Regions from separate parts of the Homo sapiens genome. Here region 2 is linked to region 1. A link is a loop called in an ENCODE intact Hi-C map of the cell type or tissue named here. Cell type or tissue: B cell. All regions are shown on one strand.

Region 1 (2,500 bases):
AGAAACATCCGAGATCACACAGTCAATACGTGGCGGGGAAACCTGTTTCCTTTCTCACTGCTCAGTGGTCTTTCCCCTGTGCCATCTGGTTCAGGTTTCATCTGGTTTTAGAGTTTTTTTGTTTGTTTTTTTTTAATTCCCTTATTTGTCCCCGCCCATGTCCTGCTGATTGGTCCATTTTACAGAGCGCTGATTGGTCCATTTTACAGAGCACTGATTGGTCCATTTTTTTCCTGTCTCATCTGTGTATATATATACACATATATATGTATATATATATATATTTTTTTTGAGACGGAGTCTTGCTCTGTCACCCAGGCTGGAGTGCAATGGCCTGATCTTGGCTCACTGCAACCTCCACCTCCCGGGCTCAAGCGATTCTCCTGCCTCAGCCTCCTGAGTAGCGGGGACTACAGCTGTGCACCATCACACCTGGCTAATTTTTGTATTTTTAGTAGAGACAGGGTTTCACCATATTAGCCAGGCTGGTCTCGAACTCTTGATGTTGTGACCCGCCCACCTCAGCCTCCCAAAGTGCTGGGATTACAGGCATGAGGCACCATGCCCAGCCTCATCTGAACTTTTCTAGGTTATTTGTTACCAGCAAAAAATTGGAATCTAAAAATATGGTGGATTTCCAATTAAACAAGTTACAAAGAACACATAAATTTATCTCTTCTTGCCCTGAAACACCAATGAATTGCAGTAAAGCAAAAAAAGACTTCAACCCACAAAGAAAAAAGAGGGAAGTTAGCAGTTGAAGAAAGAGATTGCCGCATTCTTGCCAGAGGAAGGGGAGGAGGCAGAGTAGCAGGTCCTGAAGGCTGGCGACTCGGGCAGCTCCTGCCGTCCCCAGGCGAGGGGAGGAGGTGGGAGACCTTGGGCGAGGTGCTAGCCCCATGTCGTCTGCTTGGAGCCTCCATTTGTGTGTGCTTTTAACTTTTTATTTTGAAATAATTACAGATGTACAGAAGTTCCAAAGATACTGCAGAAGGGCCCCACGGTTCCCCCTGTGGCTACATTCTGCATAACTGTAGTACAGTACCCAAGCCAGGAATTAAAGCTGGTAGAATGCATGTGTTTAGTTTTATGTCTTTTTTTTTTTTTTTTGAGATGGAGTTTTGCTCTGCTGCCCAGGCTGGAGTGCAGTGGCACCACACCAGCTCACTGCAATCTCCGCCTCCTGGGTTCAAGCAATTCTCCTGCCTCAGCCTCCTGAGTAGCTGGGACTACAGGTGAGCACTACCACGCCCAGCTAATGTTTATATTTTTAGTAGAGATGGGGTTTCACCATGTTGGTCAGGCTGGTCTCGGACTCGGGACCTCAACTGATCTGCCTGCCTCGGCCTCCCAAAGTGCTGGGATTACAGGTGTGAGCCACCGCTCTTGGCCTTATGTCATTTTTCACATGTGTATTTGTGTAACTACCACCGTGGTCAAGATACAGCACTGTCCATCTCCACCGAGCTCTTCCTGTACTTCCTCCGTATGGTCAGCTCACCTTCTCCCCCATCATCCCTGATCCCTGCAACCACCAGTCTTTCTTCATGCCTATCATTGTGTCATTTCAAGGATGTTACGTCAATGGAATCATACGCTACATGACCCGTGTCTTTTTCCCTCAGCACAGCGCACTTGATATCCATCCAAGTTGCTGCTTGTGTCAATATTATTATTATTATTATTTTTGATATGGAGTCTCATTCTCTGGAGTGCAATGGCACGATCTCAGCTTACTGCAACCTCCGCCTCCCGGCAACTGGGAGTAGCTGGGACTACAGGCATGCGCCACCACGCCTGGCTAATTTTTGTATTTTCAGTAGAGACAGGGCTTCACCATGTTGTCCAGGATGGCTTTGAACTCCTGACCTCAAATGATCCACTCGCCTTGGCCTCCCACAGTGCTGGGATTACAGGTGTGAGCTACCACACTCGGCGTTGTGTCAACATTATTTAACTGCTGAATATTCCTTTCCCTTTCGCCTTGCCTGTGTCATTACACTTCAAGTGAGATTTTGGTAGACGTCAAATAATTGGGTCCTATTTTTTTAAATACATTCTGTCAATCTGTTTTTTAATTGTCATATTTAGAAAATTTATATTTAGTGTAATTATTGGTATGTTAGGGCTTATGTCTGCCATTTTATTTTTTGTTTTCTGTTTGTTCTGTGTTTTTTTTTTGCCTTCTTGTGGGTTACTTGAACATTTTTTAGAATTCTATTTTGATTATTCATACTATTTTTGTTTTTTGGAGACAGAGTCTCACTCTGTTGCCCAGGCTGGAGTACAGTGGCACGATCTCGGCTCATTACACCCTCCACCTCGCTGGGCTCAGGTGATCCTCCCACCTCAGTCTCCTGAATAGCTGGGACTACAGACATGCACCACCATGCCCGGTTAATTTTTGTATTTTTGGTAGAGACAAGGTTTGGCCATGTTGGCCAGGCTGGTCTCAAGCTCCTGAGCTCAAGCAATCTGCCCACCTTGGCCTCCCAAAGTG
Region 2 (2,500 bases), 120 kb after region 1:
TGCTGGCAGCACCTTGTCTGCCTCCTTCCTCCCTGGCGCCAGCTCCTGACGCAATCAGAGGCCCAGTGACACCCACAGCACAGGGAGGAAGTGCGTGGATGTCCAGGTCCCTCCACGGAGCACAGCTGTGTAGCTTCAGGTGCTCAGGGAGGATGCCCCATTCACTCCTCCCTCATGGGTAAACTGAGGCACAGGGATGGGGAACTGGCCAGTGGGACTAAACACAAGATGTCCTGACTCCTGTGTGGGACTGTTGCCTCTTTGGGCCTTGCATTCATCAGGGCTCAGCAAGGAAACAGAGCCACTAGGATGTGTGGAGAGGAGCAGAGACTTTGCACGAGGCATTGGCTCCTGTGCGGTGTGGGCGGGCAGGCTCAGGACCCAGAAGAGCCCATGGTGCAGGCCAAGCCCAAAGGCAGGCTGCAGGAGAAGGCCTTCTGGCCCAGGGGGGCCAGCCTTCTTACTCTATTTTGGCCTTCAACTGATTGGAGGAGTGTAGGGACCAGCCCCACAGGGTTGGTGGGTCTCTCCCTGTGTGCAGCGACGAGAGAGTGTAGAAATAAAGACACAAGACAAAGAGATAAGAGAAAAGGCAGCTGGGCCCGGGGGACCACTACCACCAATGCACAGAGACCAGTAGTGGCCCCGAATGCCAGGCTGCGCTGTTATTTATTGGATACAAGGCAGAAGGGGCAGGGTAAAGAATGTGAGTCACCTCCAATGATAGGTAAGGTCATGTGGGTCACGTGTCCACTGGATGGGGGGCCCTTCCCTGCCTGGCAGCCGAGGCAGAGAAGGAGAGGAGACAGAGAGAAAGACAGCTTACGCCATTATTTCTGCATATCAGGGACTATTAGTACTTTCACTAATTGACTACTGCTATCTAGAAGGCAGAGCCAGGTGTACAGGATGGAACATGAAGGCAGACTAGGAGCATGACCACTGAAGCACAGCATCACAGGGAGACGGTTAGGCCTCCGGATAACTGTGGGCGAGTCTGACTCATGTCAGGCCCTCCACAAGAGGTGGAGGAGCAGAGTCTTCTCTAAACTCCCCCGGGGAAAGGGAGACCACCCCGCCCCCCTGCCGCTTTCCCGGTCTGCTAAGTAGCGGGTGTTGTTCCTTGACACCTTTTGCTACCGCTGGACCACGGTCCACCTGGTAACAGGCATCTTCCCAGACGCTGGCGTCACCGCTAGACCAAGGAGCCCTCTGGTGGCCCTGTCCGGGCATAACAGAAGGCTCACACTCCTGTCTTCCGGTCACACTTCACTGTGTCCCCTCAGCTCCTATCTCTGTATGGCCTGGTTTTTCCTAGGCTATGATTATAGAGCGAGGATTATTATAATATTGGAATAAAAAGTAATTGCTACAAACTAATGATTAATGATATTCATGTATAATCATATCTAAGATCTATATCTGGTACAACTATTCTTGTTTTATATTTTATTATACTGGAACAGCTCGTGTCCTCTGTCTCTTGCCTTGGCGCCTGGGTGGCTTGCCGCCCACAGATGAGGCCCACCCACCTGCTTTACCCGAAGTTCACAGATTTAAAAATTAATCTCATCCAAAAACACACGCCAAATTGACCCATGAAGTTAACCATCACAGCTATCAGGTGGGGCTCTCAGAGGTCCCCACAGCGCGCCTGACCTGGGTGGTTTCTCCCCTTCTCCCCGTCTGGCCACCTTGCCTCTGAGGGTACTTCCGGGGGCTCTGCCAGCAGGTGTACCCCAGGATGACCAGCCTGCCCTGCCTGAAGCTGCCTCCCCACAGGCCCGGCCAGGTCCCTGATGGTCTCTGCACTTCCTCCAGTCACCCCTATCCTTCCTGGCCCCGCAGGCCCCACCTGCAACCCCAGTGAAATCTGAGCACCCCAGCCCTGAGAGGTGTGGCTGCTCCTCCATGGGTGGGGTTGGCAGATGGAGCTGATAAAAATGCAGGCTGGCCAGTTACATCTGGATTTCAGATCGATAGCTGTCTTTCAGTGTAAGTACGTCCCGTGTAACATTTGGGATATACTTACACTAAAAAATGTATTCATTGTTTATCTGAAATTCAGATTTCACCAGGCACCCTGCATGTTTATGTGGCATCCTCGGCCCCACCTCTCCTGAGGCCAGCAACTCCAGGCCAGACACACTGGAGCCCCTGGCTGCCCAGGGCCGGCCAAGGAGAGGCAAGGGCAGGGCCAGGCCTCAGGGATGGCGACAGCAGGGATGTGTGGGGGTGGGGGTCTCTGCTGCAGGCTGGGCTGGGCTTGGCACATCCCCATGCTCCACGCGCATGCAGGGGCGATGGGGGCGGCCTCTGAGGTCATGGAATTCCCTGGGCTCTCCTGGCCTCTGGGGCTCCTCATGCTCACAGGTTCTCTGGCCTGGCCCCTTGGCCCTGCTTTTCTGGCTCCCTGAGGAGGCTGTGACAGGTCAGCACCCACCAGCCCTCTCAGGGCTCCTGGTTACCTACTGGCCTGAAGGAGGCTCTGGAAAAATCA

What was found. Peaks named below come from ENCODE experiments on the same cell type or tissue, not always from the same donor. Only the 100,000 strongest peaks of a DNase experiment are listed, where the experiment ranks them.
Region 2: a loop joins it to region 1, with 4 times the contacts of the local background. A loop is called at or near these places in 8 of 110 quality-filtered maps.

Annotation. Positions count from the first base shown.
Region 1 is chr21:44,359,475-44,361,974 of GRCh38, forward strand. The region is part of intron 2 of TRPM2 (transient receptor potential cation channel subfamily M member 2); the gene reads left to right. Among named protein-coding and RNA genes, the nearest start is that of TRPM2, 7.1 kb to the left of the region's middle. In B cell, CTCF peaks have their summits at 1,049 and 1,260; a DNase peak (open chromatin) is centred at 897; H3K4me3 peaks cover 346 bases; H3K27ac peaks cover 331 bases.
Region 2 is chr21:44,478,603-44,481,102 of GRCh38, forward strand. No RefSeq gene overlaps it. Among named protein-coding and RNA genes, the nearest start is that of LINC02575, 5.7 kb to the right of the region's middle. RefSeq lists an enhancer at 1,098-1,177. In B cell, CTCF peaks have their summits at 1,217 (motif pointing left) and 1,417; a DNase peak (open chromatin) is centred at 1,209.